2 separate regions of the Mus musculus genome follow, and region 2 is linked to region 1. A link is a loop called in an ENCODE intact Hi-C map of the cell type or tissue named here. Cell type or tissue: left cerebral cortex. All regions are shown on one strand. Links, peaks and the distances in the headings refer to the core of each region. The heading gives the core; the rest is flanking DNA.

What was found. Peaks named below come from ENCODE experiments on the same cell type or tissue, not always from the same donor. Only the 100,000 strongest peaks of a DNase experiment are listed, where the experiment ranks them.
Region 2: a loop joins it to region 1, with 16 times the contacts of the local background. A loop is called at or near these places in 2 of 42 quality-filtered maps.

What each region holds. Positions count from the first base shown.
Region 1 is chr14:74,244,270-74,260,262 of GRCm38, forward strand. No RefSeq gene overlaps it. Among named protein-coding and RNA genes, the nearest start is that of 4933402J15Rik, 100 kb to the right of the region's middle. In left cerebral cortex, for the core only: no CTCF peak of the experiment used is centred there; DNase peaks (open chromatin) are centred at 7,054 and 8,743; H3K27ac peaks cover 918 bases.
Region 2 is chr14:74,105,404-74,121,396 of GRCm38, forward strand. No RefSeq gene overlaps it. Among named protein-coding and RNA genes, the nearest start is that of Gm35517, 99 kb to the left of the region's middle. In left cerebral cortex, for the core only: no CTCF peak of the experiment used is centred there; DNase peaks (open chromatin) are centred at 4,896, 7,986 and 8,341; H3K27ac peaks cover 1,227 bases.

The sequences.
Region 1 (15,993 bases), core at 5,450-13,449:
TACTTAGCATTTTTATGATTTGTATATTGAAATAAATTTAAGCTGTTAATAAAAACCACTTAGTTTTAATCTTTTCTGTATAATTTTAATTATTACATAATCAAATTCAGAATTATTCTATAAAGAATATGCCTGTGTATATTTACTTATGATATAAGCTTTTCCCAGAAATGGTACAAAGCTTTACAGATGGCGAATCAAGAATACTGTACTGTGTCAGATGTGGGCATCTGTAGCATCTCTGGCCCCTTGCCATCTGCTTCCAGAAGTCACAAGAATTCCTAGTCAGGTTCCTAGATTCTTTTTGGATGCTCAGGAATTGGACATAAAAGAGATCTGAACATTTTATTCCATAGGCCACAAAAGCCAGGGGGTGAAGTGGGTGCATGCAGGACTTCAAGGCAGCATATTCAAAAGACTGCTGGCTAGTATCTTTTCCTGTGGATTGTAGCTATCTACTTTGTTTTTATCATAGGGCATCACTACCAGGAAGAAACATGAAAGGAATGAACTTGTCACAAGCTTAAACAGGATTTGTGGACTAGGAAGTGAAATTCCACAACAGTAAAGCTCCCCTTGACAATATCCTTGCTCCTCAGGTTTGTTAAGATATGATGCAAAAATCTATTCATGTATTTCCTCTGTGCTGGGTCCTTTACACAGATCACCCACACTCACAGACATTACTTCCGTGATTGTGCTTGCACATGTGCGAACACTCAGCTCAAACCATGTAAAAGAAATAGCTAAGGCCATGTCATCAGTAAGTAGACCAGAGGGTCTTAGGTTTGATATTTCTTTTGGGAGCAATATTTATAAGCAGATGTATAACCCTGTTACTTTTTCATGTATAGCTGAGAAACCTTTATATATAGATTTTAGCTCAAGATAGAATTTTCACACTGCAGGATAACTTCTTACTCCCCTTTTTATAGCAGGGTCAGGGTTCAATAAGGATGTTGACTTTTCCCCTGACTTGAAGTTAAAATTCAAACTGAGCACCATAAGTCATCAGCCTCCATTATGGTTATACTCTGCATGGTTGTGTGGCTATGCTTGAGATGAAGTTGTCATGATCTGAGGGATGCCATGTGGCCTGGACCTTCAGCACTATAAGTGGGACAATGAGACACTACTGTGGCTTGAATATGCCATCTCTCTCCTTAGTTCCTTTTGTTGTTTCTAGGTGATGACTCTAAAACCTGTGAAGCTGGCAATGATTCTTAACCATTTTAGTCCCCTAGAGATGCACATTTTCTATTTTGTTTTGAGTCAGTGTCACCAGTTTTGGAATGCTGTGGAGTCTAGTTGGTGGGAGTCTATCACAGAGCAAAGTCCTTGGATGCATTAACCCCAATCTATGCCTGTCACGCTCTCTGCTTCCTGGTTAGCCATCAATAGCATCCTCCATGACACATCCCTGCTGCCATATTGTACCCAAGTACACAACGGCAAGAAGTCCTAGACTGAAGCCTTTGAAAGTCTGAGCAAGTAAGTCTTTCCCCATTACTAGAGTCTCTTCTTGGGTTCTTTTGTCCCAGCAATACAACATTATCTAATGCAGACACTGTAGGTGGAATTGTGCAGTGAACATTATTTCTGCTCACTTCTTTGCCTCAGTGCTGCGTCTATGTAGTCTGTCAAGGTTGCTGAGTATGGCAAAGTTTGTTTATGTCACTCTGTATTTCTGTTGTGTGTCCATTCCATATTTTTTCCTCTAGCTTATTGATAGGCACGTGGCTTCCCTCTCCAAATCTTTTAGTCTGAGCTCATTATCCTTTGGCCAAAAACAACTTACAAACTTTTTATGATATTAGTCTGGAGGTAATTAATTTTATGAGCTCTTAATCTCACTTTTTTTTGCTACAAATAAATAGCTTTCCTTGGCTTTTCAAAAAGGAATGGTGCCAAATGTTCTTTTTTCTCCTATAGCATAGAAAATATTTTAATGTTATTCTCACTTCTCTTTTAGCATTTTAAAATAAAAATTTAAATTATTTACACAGTAAAATTCCATTTATATGGTGTATAATTCTATGGTTGTTAATTCAATGTTTATAGAGCCTTATAAGCCATTTCCACCATAATGACAGAAAAAATTAATTATCCTCAAAATTCCTCTCTCCTACTTGAGACACTGAAGATCATTGACTTAGTCTGCAGAGTTTTTTCTAAGAAAGTCACAGACACTGACTCATGTGACATGTCTTCTCTGGGTTTTCCAAACTTACCAAAATATATTTGAAAATCAGCCTTGTTAATATAAGCATTTCTTTCCAGCTTGGGTATGTGCATGTGTCCATGTGTGTAGGACAGAGTTCAGCCTCAACTATTGTTCCTTCGGAGACATCTACCTTCCCCTCCCTCCAGACAGTACCTGTCACTGTGATCTGGGTGCAAAGATCTTGTTCCATTGGCTGGCCATTGAGTTAGCCTTTCCACCACTGGGAATTCAATTGTGTGTTGCCACCCTGGGACTATATGTAGGTGCTGAGAATTGAAGTCTAATCCTCATGTTTGTATGACCAGTATATTAATAGTTGAGCTATCTCTCCAGCCCTAGTAGAGGATGATAATGACCAAAGGTTCAGTGTTTTGTGAGATCTGTTCTCATTTATTTTGAGTAAATACTTGAGAGTATAATTGTTGGGTGACATAATAAGTCTTTATTTAAATTTGTAAGAAACTGCCTAATTTCTTTTGCATAGTTGTTGAATCATTCTTCACTCTTATCAAAAATGTGTAAGGTTTGAGCTGTTTATATTCTTGGCAGTACTTTATAACATCACTTTTATGTTTTAAGTAAATAAATTCTAATGGGTGTGCAGATACATATCATTATGGTTTTCAACTGCATTTAGCTAGGAATTATATAGAATATTCCTATGTTTTTATCTACTCATCTATTTTTCATATACTATATGTAAAGATCTTTTATTCATTTTAAATTGGGTTGATTATTTTCTTGTTTCATTTTAGAACTATAGCTATACTCTGGATGGAAGTTTTTTTTTCAGACACATGATTTTCAAGTATTCTCCCCTGGTCCCTTTTTTTTTTTTTTTTTTATTCTTTGTGTCTTTTATAGAATACAAGTTCAACTTTTTATAAAGCCACCATATAGATGTTTTCTTTCATAGGTATTTCTTTCAATTTCACACCTAAAACAAAACCCTTAAAAAACAATCAAATTTGTTAAAGATGAAAAATGTTAATGAAAGTGAAGACATGACTACTGATGTCACAGAAATATAAAAAGGTTATAAAGGGCTGCTAGAAATGACTATATTAATGAATCAGGTAGCCTAGAAAAAAGAAAATTTCTATGAATACAAGTGATTATTTAAAACTCTCAAAAATTACAATGTACTTCTTTAATAAGCAATTTCAGCAATGCCAGTATATGAGGTTAATATAAAAAGGCAAGAATGTCTTATACATAAGCAATGAACCATAAATGCTTTCATTCTCTGTATGTTTGTTGTATAAAAAAAGCTTCTCATTTTTGCATGTTAACTTTGTGCCCTGCTAGTTTGCTTGTGTATTGAATCATACGATCCACAGATAAGGGTACGGTTACTCCTTCCTCTTTGCATCCTCTTTATCTGCTTCCCTTGTCTTACGCTGTATTGACCAGGACTGGATAGATGAATATCCTTGCTTTGTGCTTTGTTCTTGATTTTAGTGGAAATGCTCTGAGCTTCTCTTCATTTAACACAATACTGGATATTGGCTGTGGGCTTATTATATACTGCCTAGTGTTAAGGTAGGGCACCTGGATACATAGACTCTCCAAGAGTGTTAAAATGAGTAGATATTGAATTTTGATAAAAACTTTCTCTACATCTATGAGATGGTATTATGGTTTCTGTTTTTTAATTCATTTACATGGTTGATTTATATATTTTGAGCCATCCCTGCCTCTGTAGGATGAAGTCTACTTGATTATGGTAGATATTTTTTTTTGATGTGCTCCTGAGTTCAGTTTCCAAGTATTTTGCACCAAACATGTATATCTGCTTTCCTCACTGATACATGAGAGAGAGAGAGAGAGAGAGAGAGAGAGAGAGAGAGAGAGAGAGAGAGAGAGAGTAATTACCTATGAAGTACATGCTTGAATACTGTGCAGTGGAGTGGAGGGGTTTGTTTTTCTGGTTTAAGTAACTTTTCAGTTGTACATTGAATAGCCTTAGCTGCATGAGTGCACGCCTGCTAGAGCTTTATTTCCTCCAGACCATGTCCATCTAGAAACAAAGTAACAGCTTGGATGTTCTTTGCTCTCAACCTATCTGGCTTTTTCTCTGAATCATCTAAGGTCCAGGTAATAGGGGTAGTAGCTGCCTGATTTTGGAAACACACAATGCAGCTTGCCCATTCTGGCAACATCATCCCTAAATATCAAGTTTTCCTCTCAGATAAAGGCTTTCTGTTTCTCTTTGATGGATCTTTCAAACTATGCTTTACTGAACTATTTTTTTTTTCTTTTTTCTTTTTTTCTCTTTTTCTTTTTTCTTTTTTTCTTTTTTCTTTATTTCTTTTTTTTTCCTTTTTTTTTCTTTTTTTCTTTTTTTTTTTTTTTCTTTTTTTGAGACAGGGTTTCTCTGTGTAGCCCTGGCTATCCTGGAACTCACTTTGTAGACCAGGCTGGCCTCGAACTCAGAAACCTGCCTGCCTCTGCCTCCCGAGTGCTGGGATTAAAGGTGTACACCACCACGCCTGGCTTTCCTGAACTCTTAACAGTGTTTTGCTAGAGCTGTTTGGTCATATGATGGAAGGCGTAAGGAATGAGAAAATGCCCTCTTCTGCTGCAATGGGCTTGGTTCTCTCTCTCTCTCTCTCTCTCTCTCTCTCTCTCTCTCTCTCTCTCTGTGTGTGTGTGTGTGTATATGACGTTCCATTTTCTATTAGAAATAGGTTAAAGATAGAACATTCAATATATTTTATAATACACTCCTGAAATAAGCAACCTAAATATTTGTGTTATATAAATACTTTCTAATGCATCTATTACTCAGACTTACATGAGATTCTTCAACACAGATACACACATACATATTTCAGGATACCAGATGTCTGAACTGGAAAGCCTATTCAAATTGCCCAGACTTTGCATGTAGCACTTGCCTTCAAGGGTAATATAAAGCCAGGGAATTTCAAGTTGTATATTATAATCATCTGCTTAAATATTTAAGTGATCATTTATTCATGAGGCCTTCCCTCTTTCCTTCCCAAGATAGTTGGCATGATGGAACAGCAATTACAAGGCGCTCATAATCATAATCACGGCAATTATTATGCTTTCTGGCAGTTCTGCCGTAGTCTTACATCGTAAGCCTCCAGAGATCAAGTTCTGCCTGGGGAACAAAGAATGTCCATCCTCAGCAGGGCTTCCAGCCTGTACTCTTGCCCAGGTCAATTGGAGAGCTTCAATACTGCCTCAGCCACACCCAGGACATATCCCCAGTGGCTAAGTGTCACTCAGTAAATGAGACTGTTGCATACTTAGCCACACTTTGCTGCTCCCGAGAGTTCTTCATCCTTTGATATCTGCAGGGTGAAGTGTAGCTGATTTAAGATTCTACAAAGCTTTCTGCCTCAGATGCCCTGCAACGGGGATCGGCTGTGAATGCAGAAATGAGTAGGGTATGGAAGATGGCTCTTTAGAAAATGTAAAGGAGCCAATTTCTAAAGAGAGTTTAGTGTTCACTCAGAAATACCAAAGCTGTTTATCTGCACCTATATACATTCTTCTCACCCCCCTCGTGCATCCCTGTGTTTAGAGCTATCAATATCACAGAGAATGTAGGGCCCCATGCTATGAAACTGAGTTCCATGGCTGTCTGAACTGAAGTTCCAGCATTAGAACCATTGCTGCTAGGAAATGTCACCTTGTCCTTACAGCTTGAGTCATGGGGTTTCAAATAACCAACTATCTCATCCGTCAGCAACTGTCCCAGTTTGAGCCAAGTTAGTTTCACAGCTTAGGAAATCCCAGGGCTGTGGCACACTAGGACAGCCAGTGTTCAAGGTCAGTATTTACATTAATCATTGAGTTGCCTGCTGATTGTTGTCATTGAGTGTGAATACCTTGAAGGTTGAAATTGTGTAAACTCAAAAAAAAAATGAGTTGCTGAAAAAAAATGAGAGTTTGAGTAAGTGAGTGAATAAACAGACCAAGATAATAAATAAATAGGGTTAATTAGTTTTCTAAAGCTATGATTTTAAAAGGTTAATTCATTTTTTTTTCTGTGAGGGAGAAGCAAGAGCCTTGTTCTTAAGTTTACTTAAATTAATTCCTCAGACCTAAAACAATAACCAGATTGAATGCTTGAAGATCAGACTGGAGGATGGTACTGGGATCACTACTGAAAAGTGAAAACTCCTACGGGAAAAAGATGTTGGAAGAGGTCAAGCAACCAGAGATGAATACAGAACGTTCCTTCCCCCTAAGCCAGAAGGATCAATGTTGTAGTTTCAGTCTATCATTTCAAGCCTGGGTCATGGAGACTCTGCCCTCACAAATGGATTAATGCTACCATGTCTCTCACCCTTACCTTGTCTTCCACCATGAGATATGAGAAGACACTCCTGACATACACTACATCACAGCTCCTGAATCTTGGATTTCCAAGTCTTTGGAACTGTGAGAAAGTGCATTTCAAATCATTTTAAATTATCTAGTCTGTGATAACTGTATTACTACAAGAGATCAGAATGCTGTTCCTGTAGAGCCCACCCACCCTCCTTTATTGCAGATTAGCCCACTGCATCATCAGAGAACTCTGATTAGTTAACCAGTGAATGCAAGAGGAAAATAAAGAGCATCTGGCATACTGTAGGAGGTATGGAGATCTGTTTAGTATAAGAGTCTTGACGACTAATGGCCTGAGTTTGAAATCTAGCACTTTCTCTGTGTCCAACTCTGTGTCATCGGGCAGGTTACAGAGTATCACTAATCCTCCACTGTCTCACCTATGGAATAACTGTCACATCATCTAGGTGACATCATTCTTTCAAGATAAATGAGATGCAGTATTTGGCTCAGCATGTGACTCATGCACAGTTCTTCATAAACAGTGGCTGCTGGCATTGCTTTGATTATTGCCAGAATAGAGTCTTTGGCATGCAAGAGCCATGCTGACATCTCATTGAAGAGTTTGATGCAAATGTAAATACTTTAACAAGCACCTAAATGCTACCGGCAATTTAGAAGACACAAAGAGATCTTATTCTGACCTAGGAAAATGTTTCGGCTAATTCAGACATTGGAACATTCAGATCATAAAACTAGGAATCAGCAAGGACTGGTGATGTAGAGATAATAAGTATGTTTCTGACTTTGTGAACTTGTAATTCCTTTAGTGTAGGGACATCTTAGACCTTCTTATACTCAACTCATTAGTGTGTGTGTGTGTGTGTGTGTGTGTGTGTGTGTGTAGAGGTACATCACAGAAAATTGAAATACAGCCATTAAAATATATCAGTGACCATAAATATTTTTTACTATTGGGTAAAGATCAAAGGAGGTTTGAGTGTGTCAACCCAAGTTCACATGCTGAGAACCAGGGCCTGAGGGAAGGTGTTTGATCCTGACTATCCAAGTTTCATTTTTTTATTGTCAGAATCTAGCATTATATAAACAGAGAGAATGTCTTTAAATTGTCCATATACATTTAATAATAAAGATAATCATATGAGAAACTCTGGAAATTATAATATACTACACTAAACAATTAGGCCTCTATTAGTTATAAATCTTCAGATTTTATAAGACCATATTTAATTGGAAAAAAAAACCACAAAATTTTATTAGGTTTACAAAGGCTTATCACTGACACTGAAATTATCCCAAGGACTATAGAGGGGTTCCTTTTAAATGAGGGTCACTTAAGAGATTCTTTTGCCAGGCCCAATAGTGCTCCCAGAGCATGCCCTCATACAATCTAGAAACCTGAAGCCCTTTTAGCAGCTAAAGTCTGGGTTGAAACTAGATTCAGCAGTTCTGCGTCTCCAGCAGTTCAGTTCCTTTGCCCTTGGGAAGCCTAGAGCAACAGCATACTAAATGACTGCTATGTTTAACATCCTTCAACTTCTATCAGTAAAACCAAGCGATATTTCCGGAGTTTGTTGAGACGAGTATGTGAGAATAGCTTAGATGGTCTCAGGCTCCCAGTCCTTCTGCCTCCCCCTTTTAAGTACTAAGATTATTGATGTGTACCCCAACTCCTACTCTTACTTTGATCCCTCAAAATATCTGCATTTCAGGGTATTAATGTTTTCTCTAGGCACAACCAGTTATTTTTCTAGAATTTTGGTAGAAAAGCTTTGGCATTATATTTAAACAAACACACATGTGCATTGTCATTTTCTTATAATAAATCTGGAAGCTAAAAATACATGGACCTCTTTTAGGCTATACCCAGCGCCCTAGTGTTCTGTGTTTACACTTCTCTTCTGCAACGTGGGTGGGATGTTTTGAGTACTCAATGTGATGACATTTTCCAATCGGCCAAACACACATACAAGTTCCATGACTTTGTGTTCTGAATTTGCACACATTTCTCTTGCCCTGCCAGCACATGGTCACACACAAAAGCAAACTCTAGCTATAACAAATGCAGGGCTCGCCCTCCCTTTCTCTCCACCCCCAGGTTCCAGACGTTTGCATTTCCTTCAGAGGGAATAAGATTGGGTCCTTATGCTTTTTCTTTTCCCTAGAGGCCCTGGAGCCTCCCGCAGTTATACAGAACAGCTGGTGATACTCTTAAGATTTTCTACAAGGCAAAATGCAGATGGTGATAACCAACCACACATTGTCATTTTTTCCCCAGACACTACCCTCCAGAGATAAAATTGGCACCAGTGAAATGAGCACATTTTCATGCCAGTAAAGAAGAGCCTGCTAAAAGGCATGGTGTTCTCTGAACTCTTTCTGTCTACCAAACTCACCCCCCAACATTGACACAGGTGACTAAGGCTTAAGGCCAAGTCTCAGAAATTTTTGATTACTAGGATGGAAAAAGACTTTTCTGGGTATTCAAGGTGACTGTAGCTCAGTAGAGGACACTGTTGAGACCACAAACTCTCAGAAAGCCCAGACATCTATCACTATGGTCCATACCAGGGAAGTATTAAGATTGAATTGAGCATCATAAGGGTGAAGACCCAATAAGTGAAAGGCTGGTGGACATTCTAGGAAGAGAGGTGGGACCTCAGGAAAGATACAATAGACATTTGTCACAATATGGTGTTCAGGGTTCCAGCACTCTCACCTGACTTATGTAACTCTATTAGCTTCTTCAGTTCCTCCATATACAAATTGGCATAACATTCATCTCAGAGGTGTTATGAGACCTAAACCATATTGTGTGGAAAATGTACAGCAAGTGCTACAGTGGTTTCTCACAAGTGGACTCCTGAAGAGAAGCTGAGCAACCCTGCCTTCCCTGAGTTACAGTGCTCAGGTTGAACGAAAGGAATGACATGGAAACAGGACTCTTCTCTGCATGAGATAACAACTCAACTGAAGCAATGCACATTAGTGACCCATTTGCTTGCCTTGACCTCACCCACTAGAAAGCTCTATGGAATAGATAAACCTGCTATTATTGTAGCAGCTCAGCTTCAGGTTATATCTAGAAAACAGTCAAGAATTGGTACAAAATATACTCCAGTGGGGTAAGATTATTTTCCAGTTGCTAATGAAAGAGCAATGTGCCAAAAACATAGTCTGAAAGATTAAGTGTGAGTTTACTTACCATAAGGAAGGTAAAACCATCCTTCTAAGGTCAAGGGAAAGTCAGAGTCCCTAACTTAAGAATCATTGGCCTCTTATATCTTACCTTGCAAACCTGAATAACAAATTTCAGGAGAACTGTAAGGATATGCAAGGATCCACCCAAAGAGATTTAACCCTTTTGGTTAAATCCTGACTGCTAGGGATTCAAGGAGTAGGTGTGAATCAGCATCCACACTGTGAATCTTCCACCCTAACACTCCCAAAATATTGCTGACAACAAGTCATTCCTGAGATCCTCTGTTCTCTGACCGTTGAATTGCTTTGTCTGGCATGCATTTTTTTCTTTGCTTCCCTTTATCTGTGTTTATATTCTTGCTCCCCCTAGATTAGTGGTTCTCAACCCCCCTGATGCTGTAACCCCTTAATGCAGTTCCTCATATTGTGCTGACCGCCAACCAAAAAATCATTTTGTTGCTACTTCATAACTGTAATTTTGCTATGGTTATGAACCCTAATGTAAATATCTGATATGCAGAATATCTGATATGTGACCCCCAAACTTGTCACAACTCACATGCTGAGAACTACTGCCCTACATTTATTACCATGGGCTCCTACTACCTGCATACATTTTTTGCTGCAACCACCTTAGTTTGACACTGCTAAAATGTTATGGCAACATTCTTCTATTCCTGTCACTAAAGTAAACACCTTTTTTCTCCTGATAGTCCATTTCTCCTTAGAGTGTGTTTTTATAGAAAGACTAATATGATTCAAAGGTACTCTGCTACCTGGGAGGAAATTAAAAGATTTTCCTTATTTGCTGAGATGAACCACATTTCAGAGGTTCATGAACCTGTGGTGCCTTCTTCTCCTGAGTGTTACCAACACCATCCAGTGGGTCTTACTGAACAGAATCATGAACTTTGTTGTCCCCATTCACAGGACTAGGACCTTCTAGGACACCATTTATGGCTAGTATCTTCTTGAATGAAAAGTAAATATTATGGACTTAAAGCAAAAAACAAAGAAGGCAAAGGGAAATATCAATGATCATACATTATGTTTGAACAAAGTAGTTTTTATAAATGTAAGTCAGTATGTTTAATTTGCCACCAGATAGTTATACATGAGAAGGGGGAAACAGGAACCACTCACACACCACAAGAGGGACAACTTTCTGCCTGGGTGACTTTCTAAACTGTGTGTGATAGGGAAGAGGAACCAGGCAGAGACTCCTGGTCTGCATCATTAAAGGAATCTAGAATAGTCAGGGCAGGGAGAGAGAAGAGAGAGAGAGAGAGAGAGAGAGAGAGAGAGAGAGAGAGAGAGAGAGAAAGACAGACATAATGAATGCACTCCAAATGTCTGCAGACTGTCCAACCTGAGCATTCATAAGGAAAGGAATAATGTATGAGTGTGAAGAAAGAAAGTCTCTGAGCTTATGAGCAAACAAAAAATGACAATAACTAAAAATGTCTACATATTACTGAGGAAAAAGAATATTTTTTTGCTCTAATCAGTTGAAATGGAAGGTAACATTCCCCAAGGGGTCACCTTCTGTGAGATAAATCCACCACATTGACACCATTGAAGACTTTATCGATGGCTGATAGCAGCATGGTGAACTTGCTCAAATTATGTTCCCCCAAGCCTTTACAGCCCTTTGTCTTCTATGCATAAGAACTACAGTTAGCTAGATAGAAACAGAAATACAGAAGCCAAAAACAAAGGTTAGTACATTTGGGGTCTTTCCTAGAACCATAGACGAGTTCTTCGGTCTTACTATGACTGCTGGTGGGGTGTGCTCGGTTTTAAATTCAGAATAATTCCTTTAACATGATATCAATTGTGTGAAGATCTGGTGAAGGAGGCTGTTACATGCTGATCATAGTACTCAGGGTGGAAATTCCTCAGTGGGGGAAAATTAACCTCAGATGTAGCTCAAATCTTGTCTAATAAAGTCTAAAAGTCATACCCAAAAGACTGAAGTGATCCAAATAACTAAATCACATTAAGAGAGAGCAATGATCAAAAGTAATTCCAAGAATAAAGGAAACCTAGTACCAAACAAGATAAAACTCATTTTTACCTGCCTCTCATAAAATTAAAATTCCCAGGCTTACAGAAAGTACAAAAACAAAAACAAACAATAACAACAACAAAACCAACCTACATGGGGATGAAAAGACATCAGTCAGCAGCAGAAAGCAACCCAGATGTGACCACACACCTGATAGAACTGGTAGGTGGGAAACTGGTTAACTCCAAGAGGTCCAATCAAGCACGTGTTAAATAGTAACACTGAAACTGTTACAGGGACCCAAACCGAAGATCTAAAAATGAAATCACACTTAATAAAATTTAAACTATATTATACAGTAGAGGGTAGATAGGAAAATTGAAACACAACAATAAAAAATTATACAAAGTACAGAGAAAAATGACTCCATTAAAAGAAAGGAACACAGAATCTGAATTCTGACTCAATTTCAAGTAGCTAAATACACATGAAATTCTGTCATCAGATGCATGAGGAAGGGATGGGGACCAAAAAACAATATTTAAACATATGCTAAGAGATGGCTCAGCAGTAACAAGCATTGGCCACTCTTGCATAGAACCCAAGTTTGATTCCCAGCACCCACATGGCTCACAGGCATTGGCAACTCCAGTTCTAAGGGATTTGACTCCCTTGTCTGTCCTCCGAGGATACCCATCATGCATGTTGTATATATAGGAGCAGGCAAAACACGCGCACAAACTTTACATATTTATACCAAGTTTAAAGAAAACAAACATTTTTTGTTTTCTGGCTACCACTACCTCATTCCCAGATACACACTGCAGCTGCTAGAGCCAGTTTCCATTGCAGCACCACACATGACCATAGACGTTTGCTCTAGGGGTCTTTAGAAGTAGCAAAATATCATTAGTGAGACACAAGAAAATATTCACAGCCACTAACCCATTTATGGTACTAGCCACATAGTACCTCTAGCACTCTGACTGTTGTCTTCATAACACACATCTGAGCCTCTGTTATCATCATTCTTTCATTGCCTTCAACTCTACTACAGTGTGTACTGTGACAGGTCATTTGCCATGACCTGAGAAGGGATGGGAGAGGGAGACAATACTGTGGTATCGGCTAGAAATAGAACCAACACTGAAAAATAAACTCCTGCTAAGTTAGGTCCTTTTATGACGGTCTCCCCAGAAAACAGTAAAGTTATAGGAGCCAACACAGGCACTGATTAATATGGTGAAAAGGTAATGTAGGAATTCCAAAAGAATATAAGAATGAAGAGAACATTCAAGGCCCAGGGGACATGATTAATTGAATGAATTTCCCAGTTTTTGAATACTCAAAAGGGAAAAGTCAAAGTACAGAAAAATGGAATAATAGTATAAATATTCTCTAATCTTCAGAAAGATATGCATATCAAGGTACATGAAACTTATGGGATCCTAAATTGATATAACTAAAAAAGATCTATGCCACAGCATATCATGGATTAACAATAGAAACAACACAGAAAAAAAAAAAAACCTTCTATTTTGTTTTTGATATCAGAGCCACAAACATTTTATTTATTTATTTATTTTGGATTTGAATTATTTTTAGTAGATATTTTCTTTATTTACATTTCAAATGTTATCCCCTTTCCTGGTTTCCCCTCTGAAAACCCCTATCCCATCTCCCCTTCCTCTGTTCCCCAACCCACCCACTCCTGCTTCCCTGTCCTGGCATTCCCCTACAATATGGCATTGAGCCTTCACATGACCAAAGGCCTCTCCTTCCATTGATGCATGACAAGGCCATCCTCTGCTACATATGCGGCTAAAGCCATGGGTCCCTACGTGTGTACTTTTTGGTTGATGGTTTAGTCCCTGGGAGCTCTGGGGGTAATGTTTGGTTGATGTTGTTCCTCCTATGGGACTGCAAGTCCCTTCAGCTCCTTCAGTCCTTTCTCTAGCTCCTCCACTTGGAACCTTGTGCTCAGTCCAATAGTTGGCTGAGAGCATCCACCTCTGTATTTGTCAGATACTGGCAGAGCAGAGACTGAAGGAAAGGCCATCCAGAGACTGCCCCACCTGGAAATCCATCTCTTATACAACCACCAAACCCAGAAACTAATGCATATGCCAGAAAGATTTTACTGACAGGACCCTGACATAGCTCTCTCTTGTGAGACTATGCCAATGCCTGGCAAATCCAGAAGTGGATGCTCGCAGTCATGTATTGGATAGAACACAGGGCCCCTAATGAAGGATCTAGAGAAAGTACCCAAGGAGCTGAAGGGGTCTGCAACCTATAGGAGGAATAACAATATGAACTAACCAGTACCCCCTAGAGCTATGTCTCTAGTTGCATATGTAGCAGAGGATGGCCTAGTCGGCTATCAATGGGAAGAGAGGCCCTTGGTCTTGCGAAGATCATATGCCCCAGTACAGGGGAATGGCAGGGCCAGGAAGCTGTAGTGGGTGGTTTGGGGAGCAGGGCGGGGGGAGGGAATAGAGGGCTTTAGGGATAGCATTTGAAATGTAAATGAAGAAAATATCTAATAAAAATGCCTTAAAAAAAAAAAGCAAAGGAAACAATCCACAATTTACTGAGAAGGAGAAGATGTGTGTATGTTCTACTCATCAGATATAGGGTTAACATCTAAAATGTGTAAAACACTTAAAAATAAATTTTAAAAATAAATAATGCAATGAAATGGACAAATGATCTGGATAGACACCTCTTAAAGAATAAATATAAATGACTGATGAATATGAAAACCCTGAATCAAAACTACAATGAAGGTTTCTGAAAGTGGAGGTAGGGTAAAGACAAGCAGCACTTTCCTACAACCTCACAAATCTAGAAGAAAACTTGCCCTTTTGGCTTGAAAGAGAATTAGGCTGTGTGGAAAGGCAAAAAAAAAAAAAAAAAAAAAAAAAAAAAAAAAAACAGGGTCACCATAAACAGCAGCCTGTGAGACAACTCATAACAATGACTATTTGATGTATAAAGAAAAGAACTGGACTGTAACATAGAATCTCAAGTAGAAGCCATAGGGAAAGATGAGATCTCTTCTCCTATATCTGACCCACAAACAATCTTTTCAAAAATGTAAAACTTCTAGAAGCATAGAAAAAAGAAAAGCCTGGATACCAGTCTAAGCAGCTGAATGAGTACTTTTCTGTGTCACTAATTACATTAGGCATGGGTACCATAGAGAGGATGTGGACCCTTAGAGAGGCTGAACAGTTAAACCACTCGCCCCAGAAGAGTGCGGAACACTGCACATTTGTGTTTTCCCCAAACTCCAGAGCCTCTATTCCATGATACAATCAGAGAACTATAGAACTACATGAACACCCTACAGAAGTATCATGTACTGTCACTCAAGGAAGCAAGCAGTCTCAGGTTGAGAACACAGTCTCAGACTTGGTGAGAAGTTTCCATTTGGGAAGGCAAATATTAACAGGGATGGAACCCAGGACATTGAAATCCAAGGAGAGCAATCTAGACACTTCAGAACACTCATAAAATCCCCATATATCCAGGTGGCAAGTTTCCTGAAGTAATGTCCCAATCTGTGGCTGGGTTGATGCCAAGGCAGCCATTCAACCTTACAGCACAACCATCTGATTTACACTGACATGATATCAGCCAGTCTATCAGTTTGGTCAAGCTGTTTTGAACTGCAGACACAGATGGCTGCTTTAGCACTTACAAAGTTAAATTCAGAAAAAAAAAAAAAAAGGAAAAATAAAAAACTCAGGAGGCAATATTTTCTGCCACTATAAAAAAAAAGAGATTTAATTCATGGTATATTTTATTGTATTTCACATTTAAAACAGAATTTACATTGCTCAATTAGGTAATATGGTTGTTTTATTTTTGTATCTATAGTTATATTTATTCTATGTAGTATCTGGGCCACTTTTCTTACCAAGAACATATATACTTCCTCTCATTTCTGGTTCATTTTCTTTTGCTTTATCCCACCTCCTCCATGTACTTAATTTATAATTTTCTATATTTTAATAATCCTTAATCTTATCCCAACTCCATAATCTATTTAACTATACTTGATCTATTATTTCTCTATTGTTCTTTTAATACTTTCTTTCCATTCTAACAATGTCACAGCATTACTTCATAGGACGTATAATAATGCTATGCCACTCATATTCCTGTGTTCCCTCATGGTTACTTAAAACATAGGTGAAACTGTTTCTAACTATTACTATATTTT
Region 2 (15,993 bases), core at 3,688-11,687, 140 kb before region 1:
ATCATTCTGTTTTTATTGTGGGAAGCTTTTATCTAACTTTCAATTTAATATTATATATATATATATATATATGTGTGTGTGTGTGTGTGTGTGTGTGTGTGTGTGTGTGTGTGTCTGTGTGTGTGTGTGTGTGTCTGTGTGTCTGTGTGTGTGTGTGGGGGTGTCTTGCCTTCATGTATGTCCATGTATATGCAATGCCTTGGAGAGGCCAGAAAGGAAATGCAGATCTCCTGGCACTGGAGTTACAGATGGATGTTAGCTGTGAGCTGCTGTATGAGTACTGGGAATGTAGTTCAGGTCATCTTCATGAGCAATCAGTGCTTTTAACCTTTGAGCCATCCCTCTAGGCTGTCTTCCTCAAATTTAGTAGATAATTTCCTGTGTTGTCAATTGTGGTCTGTTAGATGTTAAATTATATTTTAGTCTCGTCTGGCTTTAACAGTTTCCGTTATGTACCTGGGTGTTATTATGATGGACTTTCAATACCCATTCCATACCCCACGTTTTAGTGAATTGACCATAATATGTTCTAGAGATGTTCTTTTCCTGTCTTGTCTATTTGGTGTTCAGCAGGCGTCTCACACCTGGACTAGCATGCATGTCCTTAGGTTTGAGAATTTTTCTTCTAAGATTTTATTGAAAACATTCCCTGTGCCATTAGCATGATATTCTTCTCTTCCTTTAATACCCCAGACTCAAAGGTTTGGTTTTCTTAGTGTGTCAAAAAGCTCCCCATGTTCCATTCCTATTTAAAATGTTTGCATTGATCTTTACTGGGTGTTCCAATTCCTGTCCTTTGCCTTCCATCTCTGACACTGTTTTCCATGGGATCCATTCTATCGGTGATGCTTTCCACTGAGGGTTTTATTTGCCTGAGTTTTTCATTTCCAGCATCATTTCAATTTGGGTTTTCTTCAGGAACCCTACCTCTTTATTGAATCTTATTCATGTCTTGGATTGACTTCCTCACCTCATTCAGCTCTTTGTTTTGGTTTTCTTGTAATACAATTATATTTTCATTGAGTTGCTGGGACATAGTTCAATTCTTTTGAATTATTTGTCTGGAATGTCTCCCAAGTCATTCTCATTGGGGCCTGTTATTGTGAGATTAGTAATTTTCGAAGGAGGAATGTTATCATGGCTTTTCTCATTGGACCTGTGCATATGGGACACTTTGTTCGTTAAGACCTTTTTCTCTTTGTTCAAATCACCTTTCTCCTTTCAGTAAAAGATGTGCAGTGCTCAAGAGAAGATTAAGTCCTAAGATTTTTGATTCTTTTACTAGGTTCTATTCTTATTTTTCTCTGGAGAGGACCGTGGCACACCTCTGGCTGGTCCTTAGTCTACAGGCTTCTGACATGGCTTCCTATATCTGTTTGCCCTGCCTTGAGTCAGTTCTAGTTTGATCTTCACCACCTCTGCCCCTCACATCTGCTGTGGGTCTCCACATACAGACCGGGCACTTTATTTTCCAAGTTCAGATTCTGCTCTGAGTTTTGTAAGTCAAAGTCGATGTATCTCAAACTTGAATAACACCGATGTGTGATGACTTGTGACCCATAGATTTATATGAGTGACATTTTTATACCGAAGTGAGTATCAAAATTACCTGTGGAATTTACAGACATACCTACATATATGTATGTTAAGACTCCCTTATAAACTAACAACTTGAGATGTCCAGGGCTAAGTCTAAGGACATGCATTGTGGAGCAGTCGCTCAGGTGTAGTGTTAACAGCAGCTATAGGCAATAAGGCTTTCCTGAAATATAATCATAGGCTCCCTTTTACAGCAAAGATAAGTCTTTGCTTTAATGCAAAGGAAGTTCAATCACAGTATACAAAAAAAGCGTGAGAGCAGGCCATTGGGTGCATGTTTCTGGGTGTCCTTGGAGAATTTCTAATGAGAGACACTTCCATTAATACAATGGAATGCTTTATAGCATATATACATATTTGAAATTGAATGGAGATGGCTAAAATGATTATTTTCAGGAAACATAAAAGAATTCAGTATATCTCTACTAATTACATTTTTATTGCTATGAAAAAATACCCGACAGCAGCAACTTCAGTGAGGGGGGGGGGCAGTTTATTCTGGCTCACAGTAACATGGAAACTTTAGCCTATCGTGGAAGAGAAAATACAATGACATTCTTGAGGAATATCAAATGTTAAACATGCCTTGCATGACCCTGGACTAGAAGGCAGATAGCACAGACTGGTAGTTTCAAGTGATCTACTTCTACCAGCTACATACTAGGTTGTCCAGCCTTCTCAAACAGAAGCATATGGTTCAAGCACAATGCCACCTCCTCTTTTGCTTAGAACTTGACTAAAAATGCAGTCTTTTCACGTGTAAGAACATTAGCACCTGGGAACATTGATACAGATGAACCAGTTGGAGACATTTCATATTTAAGTGTTAAGAGGTAAGAGTGTCCTTCTTTTTTGCATGTAAAATTTAGACTCAGTTCTCTCTCACTCTCTCTCTCTCTCTCTCTCTCTCTGTCTCTCTCTCTCTCTCTCTCTCTCTCTCTCTCTCTCTCTGTGTGTGTGTGTGTGTGTGTGTGTGTGTGTGTACCTAGTTATATAATTTGGAGGCTTGCATAGTCTAGACACTGCCCTACCCACTGGGATACACCCCAGGCCAGGCTCCTTTTTGAAGCTATAGAGAGATTCTTATAGTCTTCAGTTACTGCCAGAATAATTTTCCTGCTGTGAACATTTTAAAGAAGAGGCAATTGATAAGAATGTGTGCACTAATTACAAGTCTATGTTTTGACTGACTGAATGAAGTTCTGAATTCTGTACCTGGAAAGCTTTGCTTCTCCATTTTGTTTTAAAATTTAAAATGTGGGCTCAGTCTAGGATGGAGAACTGTTGAACAATTCTCTAGAAGACATCTGAAAGCAATAGATGCTCAAAGGCAAATAAAAGTAGTTCCCTATGAATGCGTAATTAATGTTAGTGACTATATCTTTTCTCCCTTCATTTCTTTTGAGAGTTTGTCTAATACAATAAAAAAAAAAAAACAGTTTATCCACTTACATAATTGTGATTTTGAAAAAAATCACACTTAATTTAACATTTACTTTCCATTTTATTTAACTCAAACATTAAGGATTTTCTCAACTCAAAGGCTGAAAAGTTGACACTTGGAATGATTGACATGTAAACAAATCTTCAACTGCTCTGAACTTTTCCAGCTTAACTCTCTTTGTGTTCCATTTTTCTTGGGATCAAGAATACTCTGAGATTGATCTGAAATGATTAGATTTAGTGCCATCATTTGATTCTCATGACTCAGGAAAAGATTTTTAAAATATTTTTTCAGTCATGTTGACAAGATATACATTAGGCTTTTTCATCGGATAGGTCATGTTCTTACACATGAAAAGACTGCATTTTTAGTCAAGGTCTAAGCAGAAGAGGAGGCGGCATTGTGCTTGAACTATATCTAGTTTTGCATTTGTGATCTGATATTTTAGGTAGTCTGGTATAACGGGCTTCTTCTTTGATTAGTCTTTACTTTCTAATGAATAAACAATACAAATTATTTTGTATTATTGGAAAAAAACAATTAAGATTTTTTTAAAAATTACCAGTTTCTACCCACATATATAGAAGTCTATTACAGTTGCTATTTCCATTTCTGTAACATTATAGCATCCACATGCCCACTTTCAATTCTACAGTAAGCATTTTTTAATGTGAATATATTCAGACATCATTATTATCTCTATTTTTTGAAAAAGCAACTAGGGTCCTGCTCTCAAAGGTACAGGTCTTGGTGATCCTAAACAGAAACTAGAGTGGCATTGATAAGATAGGGAGGAGGAAGCGCTTATTTAAGAATTTCTTTTATGACACATAATTCATTATAAAAATCTACTTTGCTTCAATGTCCGCTGTTGCTCTTAATAAAAATACTTGGATGTTTCTACTGCTTTTTAGTTTTGATGTCACTTGTATCATCAAGCCAGATTTAGTAAACCTTTATTACATTCCAAAAGTTGTGATCAAAGCAGAAGAAATTTCCTTGAACAATTCCTTTATGTGCGCAGAATTTTCTACTCTCCTCTGACATTAAGGAACCATTTTCTTCATGATTGGTCATACCCATTTCTACTAAAGGATACTCAGCTTCATCTTTCCCATGCCAGAATCTACCCTCCCCATAACTCTATGCATCCACTTTTCAGGTGGATTGCTCACCCTCCCTTTTATTGCTATTTTCCCATCAGGAGTGCTATCGCTGGCTTCCTATCTGAAGCCGATGCAGCTGTAATATTGAAGTTTTCTTGTCATTAGTGACTCAGAATACTTTCTATTTGGCACTGAATACCTTCCTGCCCCTTCAAGGTCCACTGACTCCTCACTGAGTTTTTTTGTGTAGTCTCCTGTTTCCTGAGATCACAGTTTTCATCTTAACTCTCTTCTTGGGAAGTACATTCTCAGATATTCCCATACTGACTCAACCCTCCCAGTTACCCGATTTTGACCCTTTTGCAAGTTAATTCCCAGCAAGCAGCATATTAGGGTCAAAGCTATAATCTTTGTAAGTATGAAGCTAGTCAACTGGCTCATGTTTGCATGCAGGATATAAGCAAAAGCCATGAACCAGGCATGTATCCTTCATAATGATGGGTGTATAACTGTATTACATTCCATGTACAAAGACCAGTATAGGGAAGGGATTGGAGAAAGAAGTGCTTTGTACAGAACACATGAAGTCTGAGGTATGTACTAGATTTTAAAGCAGAGCTAGCAAGTGTAAAGCGAGATGCGTTGGCAGGAAGGAGCTGTAAATTCAGGGGTGATCAGATGACACTTGTATTTCAGTTCACATACCTGAGTGATATGAATAGGATTTGCATGCACAGAATACCATTTTTCCCCAGTTTAGTGTGGTGTTGAGAGCAGCTATAATCAGTGACAAAGGCTCCAGGAGGCTAAAGCTGCAGGATGCTAGCAATCCACTATGGACTATAGATAGAAACGGGAGGCAGAACGGAACTGACAGAGGTGTGGAGCTTTAACCAGAAGAGTGAATTAAGGCACATCTGCTATGTGGTAGCTGTATGTATCCCTGAGGGGCTAAGTTCTGATTTTCAGCCAATGTAACAATGAAAAGCAGTTGCTAGTGATTTATAACTTGCCGATGACCGTTCAAAACCCCTGTGAATACTCCTTTTAATAATTTCCCTGCATTGCTTACTGAAAACTAGTAGCTTTATGATTTGCACATAATTTAACTAGTTTTAAATTTAATCTCATGCCACATGGACTATGCTTATAGAATATGACCCTGGGGATTCCGCCTGGAAGTCAGAGCTCTATGGTAGTTGCTTTTAAATCTTTCAAGACGATATATATATATATATATATATATATATATATATATATATATATATATATATATCTCCTTGCCTTTAGTTAAGCCTTCAAAGAATATAACATAATGAGTTTTATACAGCTGCCCAGTGTGCTTGCTGTGGTGACAAATCTCATCATGGGACCTAATAGTAGGAATGCAAAGCTAGATAAATGATAGGAGTGAGTCAGTATTCCAAGTTCCATCAAATATTCCAGAAATCATGTGACTCGTAATCTCAGATGCCTCCTGAATATCAGTGAGTTTTGTTACTCCTTAGGGAAAGGGGTTACCAAAAAGTAAGAAGGAAGGGAGGAATGAAGGAAGGAAGAGAAGGAAGAGAAGGAAGGAAGAGAAGGCAAGGAAGGAAGGAAAGAAAGAAGGAAGGAAGGAAGGAAAGAAGGAAGAGAAGGAAGAGAAGGAAGGAAGAGAAGGCAAGGAAGGAAGGAAAGAAAGAAGGAAGGAAGGAAGGAAAGAAGGAAGAGAAGGAAGAGAAGGAAGAGAAGGAAGGAAGGAAGAGAAGGCAAGGAAGGAAGGAAGGAAAGAAGGAAGGAAGGAAGGAAGGAAGGAAGGAAGGAAGGAAGGAAGGAAGGAAAGAAAGAAGGAAGGAAAGAAGGAAGGAAAGAAGGAAGAGAAGGAAGGAAGGAAGAGAAGGCAAGGAAGGAAGGAAGGAAAGAAGGAAGGAAGGAAAGAAGGAAGAGAAGGAAGAGAAGGAAGAAAGAGAAGAAAAGAAGTGAGAGGAGAGAGGAGAGAGAGAGAGAGAGAGAGAGAGAGAGAGAGAGAGAGAGAGAGAGAGAGAGAAATGAATTTTGGTATCTTTGTATACCAGTACGTGTGTTAGCCTTGTATACACTTAAATGTTTATAAAATAAATAACAAATAATGATGTGACTTGCAGGCTAATTTTTCTATGAGCCTGAACTTCCAGAAGGCTCTTCATATAGTAACAGTGTTTGAGTTCTATGATAGCCCATGTGCTTGAGCACAATCACATCCAACACATTCTTCTCAGCGTTCTCTCAGTGACTTTATTCATTGCTCAAGCCAGGGATACCCTGATGAATATCACATCCAAAACAGAGCACCCTTATCACAGGAGTAAGGGCTTTTGGGGGACTATTTTTTTGTTCCTAGACTTTCTTTATCTTTGCTTTATTCTCTCTCTCTCTCTCTCTCTCTCTCTCTCTCTCTCTCTCTCTCTCTCTGTGTGTGTGTGTGTGTGTGTGTGTGTGTGTGTGCATGTGTATGTGTGGTGTGTGTGTGTGTGTGTGTGTGTGTGTGTGTGTGTGTGTGTGTGTTGATGCCCCAGTATGTAAGGTCTGTTTGAGTAGATGCTCAATTGTATATTATAATTCCCAGAGTCCTAGTACATAAGTCCTACTAGATAGTTAAGAAACATTTATTGGGTAAATAAACACTCATGTTCACATTGTATGTCTTAGCTGTCTGGTAAAGTCATTAGCACATCAGACATCCTGCTTTGCTCAGGGCCCATCCTGGTTCTAGTGTTCACTTTCAGCTTACTATTTTATCATTCATCTAGGTATTGATTAGATATTCATTTAGTGCTGACCATATAGCACACCTTCATTTAGGTATTGGGAATATAGACATGCACTACTCAGACCAGACATCTGCTATCATGGAACCCTGTGCAAGAGAAGCATTGGTCTAATTCATGTCCGTGGATACTAAGGCTAGTGTGAGGCAGTACAAGTAATGTTAGAGCCCACCATGAAGGGGCATGTAGATCACTGGTTGGCACTCATTGCATGGTGTGATGAAGAATGTGATTAGGGTTGGGTCTATGCTGTAAAGGAAGGCCTGGGAGCTTGGAGAGAGGAAGACCCTGCTGCCTTGTGTCCTGGCTAAGCCCTGAATGCAATCATTAGCTAAGGCAGTGAAATTCACATGTCTTATTTGTGAGTACTTTAACTGGTTAGTTAACATCATTAGTAGTTAAAGGTGAAGTGATTGGAAACTCTCATAGAGATAGCCTAAGGCAATCCCTTGCCATAGCAAATTCTGTGCCCAGCGCACACTCTATCACAGAGACTTTTAATGTGAAACTGCACCAAAATGAGGTTTTACCCTTTTTATTCCTGAAAAATCTCCTTATTCGGTATCATCTATAATTTTCTTTTTTGATGCTCCAAGGGAAAAGAAATCTAGCAAGTATGTGTATTTAGAGGCAAATCATCAAATATCAGAACATTCACAGGCATCTTGAGAGAAGCCTAACAATAATTCATTTAATCTTTTGTCTGGTGTCCATTTTCATAAGACTGCTTCAGCCTCAACACCTACCGGGAGCTGCCAGAAACATTAAAGCTCCCCATTTCAGTTCTCCATCCTTATATTTCTTCCTTGGCTCTGTGCCACCCTTCTTCTGCCTTCAGGCCAGTATTCCCGTGATAAACTTTTGATTTGATGAAATATGACGCAGGCATTTTGCATATCAGCACACAGCGTTCCCCATCGGAGCCCTTCCCCTTGTCTAGGGGGAGGTGGGTAAGGATGGCATTTGAAGAGCACTTGGCTCACTGAATGCCTTCTCCCTCAGCATCACTGTGAAGCAGTTTAATTATGCAAATGAGCACTCCTTAGCACAGGGGCTGGGGGAGGTGTGGCAGAGAGTGGAGCAGTGCAGGAAGGTGCGAGACAGGAATCAGGCCAAGAATATCCACACTTCTTATACTGAGAAAGTTCCCAGGGACTTTTTTTTTTTTTCCTTTCCCTCCAAGATGATAAATCATTTCAAAGCCTGCTCTTTTAACTTCCTTTACATTTTTTCCCATCTTACTTCCTGTTCTAAAAAGGATGGAGTCTTTTTTAAAATGCTAGGTTGGTTTTAGATTTTTGTCTCCTTTAGAGAAGCTCTTATGGTAAAGTAACAGCAATGTTTTTCACGTTGACGCTGAATTTCAGGGAATGAATCTTCCTTGATACTTCCTTAGATCAGTGGAATGAGTAATTCAGTGTGGGTGTTGGGGAACACATGGGGAACCTTCAGAGGGTGGCTTCTGGACTGGGGTTTCATTCATGGGGACTAGGTTTGGGCACAGTTACCCAGCCTGCATAGCTTTCTTGGAGAAATAGAGACCTATAGAATGAAACCTGAAGCGCAGGGATTGGTTGGCAGCTCACAGGAGGATCCAGCTGGGGCTTAGAGAATAATACAGTGTTTGATTTTTCATTTTAACCTTTATAGCTAAGTAATGAGACATTGTCCAAAATCCTTCTAGGATTTACTAGAGCCAAAATATAGTATGATAACCCCAGTTTTAATATACAGAGAAAGCTATGTAAGTTCTCAATATTGTTTCTTCATATATAATTTAGTATTTTTCAACTTGGCAGATGTTTATAGAGGATTGGCTTAGAAATAGACTAGACAATAGATGGGATACACTGATCTAAATACACAAGTCTGTATGGCAAGGCGGGAATGGGAGAGAGCTCAGGAGGCTAGCCACATAGAATGTTGAGTGTCAAAATGATAAAAGCGAGCTGTGGTCTACGGAGGGTTTGTGTTCCTGAAGGGTCGTTTGTGATTAAGTGGTTCTTTTGCAGGGTGTCAGGAAGTACTATAGCATCTTCCAGAGCTTGGGGTGAAGTGAGAGCCTTAGGTCCTCTTTGGTGGGAGGTATTTCTTAATTAGTCCCTTCAGTAATTCTTTGCAAGAAGATTGTTATAAAATGAGCAATCCTGGCCCAAACATCCTTCCTCTCTGCCCTGTTTGTGATGTGGACTGCTCACTCAGACATGCATTATACTGTGAAAAGCCATCATCTACCCCTTCTCTGGGTTCTGCCTCCCCAGCATGGGATTGGTTCTGGAGTATAACAGTGGATGAGAATAAGACAGTATGTGATAAAGGGAAGTCCTGAGAAGAATTCCTGGTATGACTTCTTGACTATGCCAGGGCCTAACAAACGCAGAAGTGGATGCTCACAGTCAGCTATTGGATGGATCACAGGGCTCCCAATGGAGAAGCTAGAGAAAGCACCCAAGGAGCTAAAGGGATATGCAACTCTATAGGTGGAACAACATTATGAACTAACCAGTACCCTGGAGCTCTTGACTCTAGCTGCATATGTATCAAAAGATGGCCTAGTGGGCCATCACTGGAAAGAGAGGCCCATTGGACAAGCAAACTTTATATGTCCCAGTACAGGGGAACGCCAGGGCCAAAAAGTGGGAATGGGTGGGTAGGGAAGTGGGGGGAAGGGTATGGGGGACTTTTGGGATAGCATTGGAAATGTAATTGAGGAAAATACGTAATAAAAAAATTAAAAATTAAAAAAAAGAAAATAGGTTGATGTGTATTGTATACAGGAGGCAAAGTTAAATATAACATATTTCTTAAAAATAGACAAAGTCGATAATTTTAAAAGCAGAGGGTGAATTATATTATTGGGCAAAAGGGAATTAGTTTAAAACCATTAAATAAAACCATTAGAGATGAGTGATTTCTAACATCAAATACAGAGTAACAATTGTTCCACCAATGACCCTTACGAACTGGAATTTGATGATGTTCTAGTCTAACCTGCAGTCTAGAATAGTGGCATGCTTTAATTAACTAGTCTAAGTGAACTCTGGTCACTGAAAACATCAAACATCTTGTTTTCAAGTGTATATGAAACATTTATAAAAATACAAATACCAGAAAATGAGGTCTATAAGTGACCAAGCAGTAAATACACAAATATTCATTTCCAGTCTCAATATAAGGAAGCAGAACTGAATTTGACAAAACTAAGAAAAATGTTAAAATTCACTTAAAAGCAATATATTTAAAGAACAACAACAACAAAAATCTAACCCAAGGGTATTCCTGGCTATCCATTACTATCACCTAGAGAAAGCTTTAAAATAATTGTGGTGGAAATTTTTATTTGTATCTAGATTCAAATTTACTGTGGTATAAAGTAATGTTTACATGTGGGTTCTCATTTTCCTGTCTCCCTCTTTCACTCCCTTTTCTTTCTCTCTCTCTCCCTCCCACTTCATCCCTGTATTCCCTCTTCCTTTTGCCCTATCTGCCACCTTTTGTATGTATGTAACTATCTACATATTTATGTACACACATGTATATGTATACATATGTATTGGTGTATATGTGTACTAATGCATGCTTTCACACATTGTTTGTTTTTAAATATCTTCCCTCCCCTCTTATTTTAGACCTAATAATGTCTCAGATTTCAAGATTACAAGTACACACACATACACACACACACACACGCACGCACACACACACACACACATACACAGAGAGAGAGAGAGAGAGAGAGAGAGAATTACTGACTTATATCTCAGATGAATTTTACATATAATCTGGGTGGGGAACCTTGTAAATAACATGAGAAAAATATGTCAAGCATATAAGTACATGAAATAAATCCTAGTAAAAAAAACAAGAAACAAAAAAACCAAACAAGCAAAATAATTTTACCATGTAGTAGTTCCTGAAACAACAGGTGGCCGTTCAACTCATTGTTTAGAGCTACTGTAAACTCAATTTAAAAACTGTTATTGACAGTGCACACACACAATAATTATAAACTTAGAACATAGATTGCATAGTAATATATAAATAGGGGTTATATTTTTAAATTTAAAAAAGTAATTCACAATCAAAAAGACTTCATTGTAGGAATTTCAAAACAATTCATCAGTGAATAAGCCTCTACCAATCCTTTACATTCATAGATGAAAATAATAACTGGATCTCTGTGAGGAAACTTAATAGAAATATCCTTCATGGCTCTGGTATTTGAAAACTTGGTCCGTAGTTGGTTTGCGGATGTTACAAAACCTTTAGGAGGTATAGCCTTGCTAGAGAAGTGTGTCACTGGGAGCAGGCTTAGAAGTAAGACCTTAACTCATTTCTAGTTGTCTCTTTCTGCTTTGTGTTTGTGTTTGAAAATGTGATGTGTCAGCTTTCTCTTGTAGCTGCTTGCTTCGATGCTTCCCCCACCATTATGGACTCTTCTTTTGAAAACATAAGCCCAAATAAACTCAATAAGATGCTTTGGGCATAGTGTTTTATCATAGTGACAGAGAAAATAAATACCTTCGTCTTAGAAGTTAGAAGTGTTGCTGTGTATGCCCCACTGCCTAGTTAGTGTCAAATTAGTGATAAGACAGCACTTTCTTTAAAATAGTTCTACATCCATGATCCTTCATCCCTTCTTCTCATGCCTTGCTAATATCATCTCAGACTTTAAAATTCAGTTCAGGCTGTGGTTTTGTTTTTTTAGAGATGTGGCTGAAATTTTACATTCTTGGGATGGAGTAGTTGCCCATCACTGTGTTTCTGGTTGCATATCTCCATCTGTGGCCATTGCAAACACTGAAATTATGATGTACAGTCAATGTGTGTGAAGCTAGATGCCCAAGAGATGAATGGCTATATACTTGTATCTGGTTTTTGCAATCTTTGCTTCTTGAGTCTTCCCATAGAAACTAGTTTGTCCTATCTATGATACAATGTTAACTAGAGCATTTTAAAGACTTTACTGGCCAATCACCAACTATAGCTTAATGTCTGTATTTCCCAGGTGGTGTGGTATAGTTTATTTTTGTTTGTGATAAATTGTCATTCTGCCTTTATGGAGAATTAGACTTCCTTGCTACCTACCCATTGTCATCAGGGCTGAAATGGTGACCTGCTTTGGGTTAATAAGCTAAGAATAGAGATGCTAGGTGCTACATGGAGTCAGTAGCTTTGTAGACTATATTGTCCTCCTTCTACTTTAACTGTCCTATAAGAATGACAATGCATTATAAGGGAAGTCCTATTCTCCCTGAATCCTGGTGTAATAAAGATGCCTGGAACAGAGGTATAGTGGGCCCAGGGTTGATACATGCCATAAGTAAAGGGTTTTTGTTATTTAAGCTAATGATACATGAAGCTTATTTGCTGCTTAGGACTGATCTTATGAATCATGAAACCCTCTAAATCTAGGCTCCCCTAATTATGCAGCCTTATTTCTTGCTATTTTACTTTTGTGTGTCTGCTTTGCCTTATACTCTCCCAAGCACAACACCTCCTCTAGCTGCCACCACATGCCTTTTTTTCCTACTTAACTCTGTGATGTTTCTCACCTCCATGACTTTGCATAGTCCACCCCCTCTTTCTAGAATATTCGTTCTCTTCTGGTGTCCTCCTACTCAACCCAACTGTTGGTTCCTACATGGAATCTTCCTTGGTCTTCTTGCTTTTCTCATTCCCAATCTGGAACACGACTAACTTGTTCTCTCCCCCTACAAACTACCTAATGATTGGTAATTCACTAAGAGTTTTTCTTTGTTTTTGTTTTCAATATCTTAATTATGGGAATTATGTCTAACTCATGTCTAGATATCAGGGGTTTGGAAAATACCTGACATAAAATGGGCCTCACTGAACTCTTTTCTTGTTGGCTTTTTTGGTTAAAATAAAAATTGGAATAGTTAAACAAGAAAAAAAAATGTGATCACATTACAATTAAGTAATCATTTGATAAGGACTATCAAGAGACCTGGATGTGCTTTGATAGAGAAAGCCTTAACTTCCAAGTGGAGTTTGTCTGAGCATTCTGCTTAAGTGAGTCCTCTTCCAGGTAGCTTCCTCTGATGCTCCTACTGGTTGAGAATACCCACTTTAAACTCTGTGGATTTCTAGGTATAGCATTCTCCATATGCTATATCATGACTTTAATGAGAGTATTGTCTTTTCCTGTATACTATAAACACAGAGAAGGAATGGCTCTTTATTTAAATCTTTTCATTTAAAAAATAGATGTCAAATAAATGCATGATGAATGAATAAGCAGGATAATATCGACAGAGAATATTAGACCATTTGGTGATATCTTAATGTCCCTTGGTGTTTGAATCCTGAATGGAGAGACATACAGACAATTACTAAGTGCTTCCCAAAAATAAATATCAATCTATCTAATCTTTAGGCTTAAACCACAGAACAACTTTTCTCTGAATTGCTTTCTGGTGTCCCACAGACTTCGGTGCTGTCCCACAGTGCTCTGTTTTATTTTTAATTCTGGAAAAATCTGAGAGTTCAAGATATGGCTTCATGCTGTAGACTCCTTCCTTCTCATCATATGATTTTGAAGAAAGTTAATCGGTCTCAGCTTCTAACACCACAGAAACAAAGTGTGGGCAACAATAGAAACCATGTTGTAGCATTTTAGAAAGGTTAGTGGGAAGATGTGTGTAAAACTCTTAGCTCATTGACCAGCACCTGGTAAATAAACCAAAACTAGTGTTATGATTATCTTCTTTTGTCAGTGATTGTAAGATAATTTCATTTTACAAGTTTTAGGAAAAAAATTGTACACAGACAGAAAAAGAAATAGTATCTTGTGGACAAGTACATGCTTAGAATGGTAGAATCCAGAACCAATATTCTATAGTTTAGTAAATGATTACTGAGAACTTAGTGAGTATGAGATACTGAGAAAGCAAATGTTCTGCAATCACTGCCCTCAAAGAAAATGAAGAAAGAGGGGGCACTTCTGTTTTTGTAATAGGAGGAGTGGGTGCTGATACAAAGGTGCAGTTGTAGGAACACAGAAGACTAGAGCCTAACACCTAGTGTCAGAGAAGGGCATTTCCATATATAATTTAGCATGCTGTAAAAGAGGTTGAAAGGCTTAACCCATTGAATTGAATAACAAATACCTTAGCTTTGCTCTGGGACAAAGTCAGTATGGAGAATTCACAGAGCATGGGAAGATGAAGGTTGGGACTGAGGAGGTGGCTTAGTGGCCAGTGTTTGCTACTCAAGCATGAAACTCTACATTTGGATTGTAGGCACTCAAGTAAAGGCTAGGCACGGTGACATAAGCCTATAAGCCCAGCACTGTGGAAGGTGGAGGCAGGTAGATTCTAAAGGATTGCTGACCACACAGCCTAGCTGAAATGGCACACTCCAGATTTCAGGAGCAACCCTGTTATGATTTTAATGTGAAATGTTCTCCCTTGGTTTGTAGGCTTCACCCCTCAGTTCAGAGCTGATAGAGTTGCTTGGAAAGCTTGTGAAACTTTTAGGAGGCATAGCCTCAGTGGAACAGGTGGGTCTCTGAAGCTTTGTAGTCTACTTCCTATTCAGTCTATTTCCTGATTCTAGATGTAATGTGACCAGCTGGCATCTTGCTCCTCCTACTATGTTTCCCTGCTCCAGTGCTGGGTTTTAACCACTATGATGCCCACTGGAACTTTGACACAAAATCAGCCACTTTTGCATTATGTTGCTTTCGTTGGGGCACTTCATCATATCAACGAGAAATGAACTGAGCCCCATCTTGTCTGAAGAGGTAAGGCTGAGAAGCAATTGGGAGAGAAACACTGGAAATTGACATGGTTGGAAAGCACAGAGATACCAGGATGCTTGTTCCTGCACATATCTATACATATGCATATGTGTGCATGAACATGCATACATGCACACACACACAGAGACACAGGAAAAGTAGGGAAGAGGACAAAGGCACAACTGAGCAAACTTGTTTATCTATGAGGATGCTGAGGTGTGGAAAGAGAATTACTGTGTTACAGGCTGTTCCAGAAGCGTGGAAGAAGAGATAAAACAGGGAAGGAAGTTGGTGGTCAATATTCTATTCAGACAAAGGAGTGGTCTGTCATATGCTTTACTAATAGGGGTCAAGTTCATGGTGAAGGAAATTGAAACTCGTAGATGAGGTCAAATTGTCCAAATAATGATGTCATGTATAAGATAAAAAGATGTAGTTGTAGATGTCCTAAAACACAGACCTTGTATTATTTGTGACTATTGTGAAAGGTGTTGTTTCCATAATTTCTTTCTCAGCCTGTTTATCCTTTGTGTAGAGAAAGGCCACTGATTTGCTTGAGTTAATTTTATATCCAGCTACTTCACTGAAGCTGTTTATCAGGTTTAGGAGTTCTCTGGTGGAATTTTTACGGTCACATATATACTATCATATCACCTGCAAATAGTGATATTTTGACTTCTTCCTTTCCAATTTGTATCCCATTGATCTCCTTTTGTTGTCAAATTGCTCTGGCTAGGACTTCTAGTACTATATTGCATAGGTAGGGAGAGAGTGGGCAGCCTTGCCTAGTCCCTGATTTTAGTGGGATTGCTTCCAGCTTCTCTCCATTTAGTGGGTTGGGGAGCAGGGTGGGGGGAGGGTATAGGGGGCTTTGGGGATAGCATTTGAAGTGTAAATAAAGAAAATATCTAATAAAAATGCCTTAAAAAAAGAAAAGAAAACAGAAAGTAGACAAAGGTAGTGGGGCTTTGGGTCATGTGTTCTTTCACTGAAAATACAATTTCAATAACATAAAATAAATAGGTTTTTTTTGGAAACAACAACAACACAGAGCTTGAAGAACTAGTTAAGTTGTGGTAGTGCTGAAACAGAATCATCTGGAATAAACACAGTGAATAATGATAGTTTGGGACATATTGAATTTGTGATTGTCATTTGGGTGCATTAAAGATGCATATGTATATAGGATCCTGGAGCTCTGGAGTGGAGGTAAGTAGAAAATGTACCTTTTGTGTCCCACCTACAGACAGGTAATATTTCACATCCTAAAAGTTACACAAGAGCACCCAG